Regions from separate parts of the Mus musculus genome. Here region 1 is linked to region 2. A link is a contact called in ENCODE Hi-C or POLR2A ChIA-PET data. All regions are on one chromosome and are shown on one strand. The core of a region is the stretch at or near the end of the contact, and the rest is flanking DNA. Distances in the headings are between cores, read along the strand shown. Region 1 holds the start of Srl (sarcalumenin). Region 2 overlaps Srl (sarcalumenin).

Region 1 (3,701 bases), core at 99-2,598, 34 kb before region 2:
AAGGATAGGCTATTGATAGAATGAATAAATCTGAAAATAATTGTGCTGAGTGAAAGGAAGCAGATAAAGGCCACTGATAGCTGGGAAATGCAGACTAACGTGTATCGACAGCAAGCAGATTAAAGGTTGCCAGACTGTAGCGGAGGGATCTGCTCATTTTCTTGATTGTGCTGGTATATAAGAGATTGCAGACATTGGTTAAATTTTACCAGTTTGTACCCTTTAGATAGGTGTGGTGTACAAGGCATGGTGGCACACACCTTTGGTCCCAGCACTCAGGAGGCAGAGGCAGGAGAATCCTTGAGTCGAGGCCAGCCTGGTGTACAGAGTGAGCTCCAGGACAGCCAGGCTGCACAGAGAAACCCTGACTCAAGAAAAACAAAAACAAGAAACCCTATGTAGCATATTTTTTGTTGATTGTATATCAATAAAGCTGCACTAAGTATGGGAAGCACATGGGCTAGGGACATGATTTTGTGGCAGAGTGTTCTGGCCTAAGCCCTGTGTTTAATTTCCAGTACCATAAAACCAAGCTTTGAGAACTGTAAAGTTCCCAGCACAGAACAGGTGCCCAGTTTGCTTTTAGTTCATTTACTCCGTGGCCAGTTGCTGCCTCCTCCCTTCCTGGTGACACTATCCCCTAGCCAGACAAGCCGACATCTGCTGTCCTATAGCTGGCTCTCAGGGCTACCACAAGCCCAGAGGAAGAATGCATCAAAAAGCACTTTGTAGAGGTGACTGAACATTCAGGAGGCCCTGCCCACTGGAAATGGACCTGCCTCTCCACCTCCAACTGACATCATGTCATTCAGGCGATTCTCTGAGTCCCCTTTTTCCCTCTGCTCAGCATTCTCTGTACAGAGGCCCTGGAAGGACAAGCTCGTAGTCGTCGACCTCAAAGGTCAGATGTCGTGGGTTTTCCTATTTGCTAGATTGCAGATCAGGGACTATCAACTAGGATTGGTTTCCATTTGGCCTATAGTCCTTCATTTGTAGGCATTTCCAGGTCCTTGACCTATCTGAGACTTTAGGTCAAGGTAGCAAATATTCTAGGAAGACTCAAGTTCCTAACTCCTGGACCTTAGCCCAAGGGCCATCTTTAGCCCCTTCTCCCCTACCCTGAACTAAATAACCCTGGGCATGTTGGGAGAGGCCACTACTGGGCTCTGCTTCTCTGCTTGGAGCCTAGGACAACACCCACAGTAGCCCTTGGGGGTCTGGGCTTCTTTCCCATCGTGTTTGCCCAGTTGCCCTAGTGACTGTGTGACCCTTCTCCCCCGCCCTCCACCTCCTGCCGTGCCTGCTTGCACCCACCATATAAATAGAGGCGAGGAGCAGCTGGGCTCTCTTGGCAGTCACCATGAAGGCGCTGCTCCTGCTCTGCTGTTTCCTGGCCTCCCTGCTGCTTTCAGGACAAGCAGGTACGCCCCCTGCACAAATGGCTTCCATTGGGCCCCTAATGTGCCCAAGTTTTTATCCGAGTGGGGGGCTGGGCTGATGGCAGAACTTTGCATCTAGCTCGTATAACTGCCCTTCTCTCAGGGGCCCGGGACACAGAGGATGAGGTGCTAGAGAGAAGTGGGAGCCAGTGAGGGGTTCTAAGAAGAAATCAGAGCAAATGGTTCTGAGGTCTAGACCAGGTTCAGAGAGAAACATGCTGGAGAGAGGACCCTCCGGAGTCAGGCATAGAGGAATCTCTGAGATGGATAAAAATACATACTCTTGGAGCTGGAGGTTGTCTGAGTTACCATCTTGGTGGGAGATAGGACAGAGACTTTGTTTTAGCTAGTGACTTAGGTCTGCATGTCCATGGACAGAGTGGGACACTGCAGACAAAGCTGAGAATCATTTTATGAACAGTGGGACAGAGTTGGAACTGGGATAGGGTAGAACTGAATGGAAAGCTGAGAACTGGTGACTGTGTTGGAAGCAACTGGACAGAATGTGGAGGGGAATGGAGGAGAGCCTTCCGAGGGGCAGGGTCTTTCCTCCAGAAGGGGGCTCAGCTCTGCACACCATGGCTCTCCTTTGGCATCTCAACATTTTGTGTGGCAGAGGTGGTGGCTTGGGTTGCAGCATGGGGGTTATTTATAGTCTGCGGAGGGGACACCGATCATTTTGCCACCTCTCTTGTTCTTAAGACTCCCAAGACTGGCTTCCCCTTGGGGATTCTTAGGGGAGGTGCTCTAAGATTCCCCCTAGGGATCTAGGACACCCTGGTCTGTCTTTTATGCTGGTACTTCATCTTTGTGAGATTTCTGGGTCCTTGTTTTAGACCTTTAAGGTTCTGTCTCAGGGACTGGAGTGACAGAGGTGCAGTCCAGTGAGAGGATAGGCATATGAGGAACAAAAGCCATTCTTTGGGGGTGTGAGAGGTAAGGCTGGGTGCTCTGGGCCATTGGGCTTGCTGTTGGGCCCTGCCCTTGTCTGCCCTTGAGTTAATTTGGTCTCCATGGGGCTGTGGTGGCTAGAGTGGTGAGTATTCCAAGCGGCTGTCAGGTGGCTAAGTATGGAAACAGTCCTGTAATTGGATCCTGAGCCCGAAGCCACTGCCACCCTCTCCTCTTCCCAGCCCCTCCTCTGCTGCTCCAGCCCCAGCTGCCACCTTGAAGCTACCACACAGCAAAGCCCCAGGAATTTCTGTCCTTTTAGGGACATTTAAATTTTTTTTCTTTCTTTGTATAAAGGGGACAGGATTTCTAGACTATTCTGAAGGCTATGTTCAGAGCTCTTGCTATGGGAAAGAGGCATGTGATTCATATCAAAGTTTTTCTAGGCTGTTTCTTTTTGTACCCAGGAGTGTGAGCTTGCTCTTGCCTGTCTCAAATCCCCCTGCCTGCTTGTTCTACTTCAGTTACCACTACTCTGCCCAGTTGTAGATTGTGTACCCCGAGGTGGCTGCTGCTTCAACTCAGTGGGAGGTTACAAGACACCTGATGCTTTCCCCATACCCCTAGAACAGCAGTCTTTGCTAGTGGTTGAATTTCCCCCAGAACTTGCCATCCTGGCTAAAGGTCACTACCTTGTAGCTGAACTCCTGTCTCCATTTTTCCTCCGGTCGTCATTTATCTCCCTGGGCTAGAAGAAGCCAATGTCTTCTCTAGCTCTACCCTCACTTTCAAAGATAGGAACCCTGGAACACATCCTATCTTATCTTTCCCACATTGCTTCTATGGTTCCTCTAGACTGGGTGGTTGACTCTGAGGTCCCAATTGCCTCTTCTCATTAGGACACCCAGCATCCCTGTTTCCCTAGGCATTAGTCACAAGTACCTACACCAGAACTTGGGAGCAGCCATAGGCTCCTGTCACCAGACACCTCTGGTCCCTTCCCTCGTCCAGCTACCCCGAGTTCTTTATAATTACCCGAGTTCTCTCCCTGGTCTAAGGACCTGGAAGAGAGGTCTCATCAAGAACTCCAGAGATGATTTAATGAATGTTTTTATTGGATAGTGAAGGAAAGAAAAACTTGGTGAAGTGAAAGGACCTTCCCAGTCAGGGACAGAAGCACAAGTCCCAGTGCTGTTAGCACTCCTCTGGGAACCGTGTCCCTCCCCTGCCTGCCTGGCAGAGGACTGTGGATGCATGTGAAAGGGGGGCGTGGACAAGGCCGCCCAGGACGTTTCTGAGACTGTTGCTTCAGATCCTTTGACCCCCCATTCCACCGTAAGAAATTGGTGTGTGCTGGGGGTGCACTTCTAC
Region 2 (3,857 bases), core at 914-3,413:
GAGAGTTGTAACTGTGCGGACAGATTAGGCTACACAGTGAGTTCTGGGCTACTACATGGCAAGGCCCTGTCCCCAAAATACACCATCACACCATGTTGCCCCCTCCCACACACAATTTGTTTCTTAATCTCCAATTTATCCAGTTCCACTCCCAGAGACACCCACAGTTTGTTTGAGGGCTCAAAACTATAGGATGTAATAGATTCTTCTAGACATTTCTTCTATATCTATGAATATAGGAATGTCTCTTTCTTCTTACATACATGGGATCATATTATACCAAGTGTGCATATGTATATGTATGTACATGTGTGTGTATACATATAGATGTATGTGCATGCATGCATGACTCACCATTATTCTTTATTGAAGCTTCTTGCCTGTCTTCTAAGAATACACCACGTTCTATACAACCAGAATCTAATTTCTGAGGCACAATAGGTGCTGTACACTTTCTAAATTTTAAAATATAAAGGCAAATATCTGTGAGTTTGAAGCCAGCCTGCTCTACATAGTGAGACGATGGCAGCCAGAGCTCAAAAAGAAAAAAAAAAAAAACAAATGTTTTGGTTTTGGGGGAGGGGGCAGAAAAGCTAGGTGTGATAGCACACACCTTTAATCCCAGCACTCAGGAGGCAGAGGCAGGTGGATCTCTGTGAGTTCAAGGCCATCCTGGTCCACAGAGTGACTTCCAGGACGGCCAGGGCTACACAGAGAAACCTTATCTTGAAAACGACAACAAACAAACGAGTAGGGCTAGCGAGGGGGCTCAGCAAGTAGAAGCACTTGCATCTAAGCGTGAGTTCAGTTCCTGAACGCCACACGGTGGGAGAGAATCAGGCCCCACAAGGCCCTTCTGGCCTCGATACACACACCAAGCTGTGCACCCCCAATACATACATACATACATACATACATACATACATATGTTCCAAAGCTGGGCATGCTGGCTATGCCTGTAGTCTCAGCACTTGTAAGGCTGAGGCAATAGAATGACTAAGGATTTAGAGCCAGCCTGGGCTACAGAATGAATTTCAGGCCACCATAGGCTTTAGAGTGGGATGCTATCTAAACAAAATGAAATTAAACCATTCCAAACACTAGCATAATTCATATATTTTGTGTACAGATATTTGTAAGACATGTTTTGCTTGCTTGTTTGTCCTTAAAATAGTACAGCAAAGGGGTTGACAAGATGGCATAGTAGGCAAATGTACCTGCAGCCCAGACAGCCTTAATTCAATCCCTGGACCTGTATGGTAAGAAAAGAGAACCAACTCCCGTAATTTATCTTCTGGCATACCCCGGCCCCACAAATACATGTTTAAAAATTATTATAGAACACTAGAATTAAGTATTTTAATCATTGTTAGAAAATTGCCTTGAAATACTCCAATCTGTATTCACAAGAACATACCAGAGAATTCTTGTTCCACCATGGTTTGCCATCTTTAAAAGTGTGACTCATTTTTCAGTGCTGGGGACACAACCCCAGACTTTAGATATGCTAAGCAGGTGCCCTGCCACTGAGCTATATCCACAGCTACTCTAACTCCTGGTTTAAAGCTTTCATAATTGTTATTTTTTTCTTTTCAGTTCTGGGGATGGAACCCAGGGCCCTGAGCATCCTAGGCAAGTGCTCTACTACAGAGCTATAACCCCAGCCCTTGTTTTAATTGTAAATCACATGACAAATCTCTTCCTGTGTTACCTGGCAATTTCCATATTAGCCTAATGCCTATTGAGTAGCTGTGTATCTGAGGGCACATTTGTTCCTACTCTACAGAACAGGAATCTAATGCCAGGCAGTGCTGGTTGCCCTGGCCACTGTCAGGACCCCGGCCCCATTCCTTTCCCCAGGGGATGAATGCCCTGTGCTGTCGGTTCCTATACCATTCTTACAGGCCTAAGAGCCCGCCGCCCGCCGCTCCTGCTTCTTCGAGCGCGTGCAGGCCTGGTGTGAGGTCACAGAACAGTGGCTGGCTTTCTTCTGTCCTCTGTACTTGTCTCCCTACTCTGACACCAAGAGTGGCATGACCCTCCCAGGGAAACTCCAAACTTAAAGCCTCAGTGGCCAAGAGGCTGCCAGCTGCCCCTGGATTGGCTCTCAGCAAAGGCCAATTGGCTCTCTTCTGGCTTCCCTTTCTGGACTTGGCTTCTCTGTCCTAATGTCCTGCCAGCTTCCTGCATGCCCCCTATCCTTCAAGCTTATTGCTGGTCTCCCACATATGCCCACAATGCCCCCTGCTGTGCAGAATTGGAACAGCAACACTCGAAGCTCTGTCTCACATAACCAGCGCTGGCTTTTTGGAAAAATCCATAACTGGCATAACTCTCTTGAGATGCCTAATCGCCGTGTTCCCAGGCTGAGTGCCTCTCATGTGTGCTTACACACAAGAGGGAAGGGCCAGCCCACGACTTGTGCTCACCATACAGAAGCCATCATCTTTTAGGACTTTGCTTTACTCCCAAAGGAACAAAACCAGTATATCCAAAAGCCAGGTGCAGAAGGGATTCATGCTATACAAAAATGAATGTACAACACTGGTATACAACACAGTGTATACACAGTAAGGCAGCTGAAAAATGCCAGAAATTAGCATTAGTGTCCAGGGTAGTGGTACACAAATATAGATAGGCCCAGCTACCCTGGAGGCTGAGGCAAGAGAATCACTTGATTCTTGAGCCCAGGACTTTGAGAACATCCTGGGAAATATAACGTCCTCTCAAAAGAAAATAGAAAAAAAAAAAAAAAACCCACCCCAACTGGCCCAGCATTAGTTACCTAATAGAGAGTGTATTGTGGCCTAGACAGACTGGGGCTTTTTGTACTTCAGACTTTTGAGTCAGGACAGTATACAAAATTATAAGAAATAAATTTAAAAAAAGTTTAAGAAAGAAGACTGTATTTTGAGGTCTGTCTGCAGGCTCAGGAAGACAAAAGTCTGGAGAGCACAGGTGCTCAGTGCAGCTAGTTCAGAAAAGAAGTTAGAGGACCAGAAAGCAGCAATAAGAAACAGCATCTCTGTCTACAGCCTCTACCTGCTTCTTTGCCCAGATTTGGTTTTGTTTTCTATTTTTGCAGTAGTGGGGACTGAACCCAGGGCCTCGCACATACTATGTAAATGCTCTGCTAGTGAGCACCCTCCTAAACCACCATCTTTCTTTTGAAGACACTAGAGAATTCTGCTTCTCTCTCTCATACCCCTCTCCAGTAGCCTTGGCAGGGTGTGATTCCTAGCAGGGTGTCTTAGAGGACCTTGGCCTCAGGGACCAAGAATCTAAGGATTCCCAGTTTTCAGTGTTTGGTTTCAGACCCTGGAAGACTTGTCATGGACTAAGACTAATCTGAGCTTGAGGGGAGGATGTGAAGAGCCCCAGTGAAGAGATAAGGAGAGCTGCAAGCTGCAGATGGGCAGAGCCTGGAGCTCGGATGGCTCAACCTTGTCTATGCTTCTCCCATGTCCTTTCTTACTGTTGATTCAGGTAGCAAACTTCAATCTTCGAAATGCAGAAGTTTTGTCCTTTTTGTGAGACATTCTCTAGATTAAGCCAGGAGACTGTTCCCAGCGTGAGCACCAAGCCTGCAATCCAGCCAACTCCTCCTTCTGGTGCAGGCCAAAGATCTGGAAAAGGTCAAAACAATGGCTCCTGGTGTCTTTGGAGTGAATGCTCTTATAAAGCCCCTGACACAGTTTGATCCACACAGAACCCCACAAGCTCTGGATGACAGTGGGGGGACAGGGGGATGCAGAGTGCTTTGGAGAACAGTGCTGTGCCTGTCAAGTAAGAACTGATGTTAGGTCACGTCTGTTTCTGATTCCTGCAGACGGGGAGATTACTTCCAAGCCAATGGT

The links. A loop is a pair of places that touch in the nucleus more often than their neighbours do. ChIA-PET counts read pairs that join two places held with the same protein, here RNA polymerase II (POLR2A).
Region 1: a loop to region 2 is called in a map of heart, with 2.1 times the contacts of the local background. The contact joins the promoter of Srl here to the enhancer-like site in region 2. A Hi-C loop is called at or near these places in 6 of 37 maps with a recorded cell type or tissue (CH12.LX, Patski, T-helper 17 cell and 3 more). POLR2A ChIA-PET finds 5 or more read pairs at or near these places in 4 of 5 experiments (Patski and embryonic stem cell).

The regions. Positions count from the first base shown.
Region 1 is chr16:4,520,713-4,524,413 of GRCm38, reverse strand. It overlaps Srl (sarcalumenin), which reads left to right and starts at 1,348. Exons shown (of 7, transcript NM_175347.6): 1 at 1,348-1,421. The coding sequence starts at 1,361.
Region 2 is chr16:4,487,582-4,491,438 of GRCm38, reverse strand. It overlaps Srl (sarcalumenin), which reads left to right. Exons shown (of 7, transcript NM_175347.6): 5 at 3,830-3,857. Among named protein-coding and RNA genes, the nearest start is that of Srl, 34 kb to the left of the region's middle. Within about 2 kb of position 2,163, at least 1 of the 3 ENCODE cell types and tissues checked has a DNase peak (open chromatin) inside an H3K27ac peak, as active enhancers do; it is heart, where a contact is called at or near this core.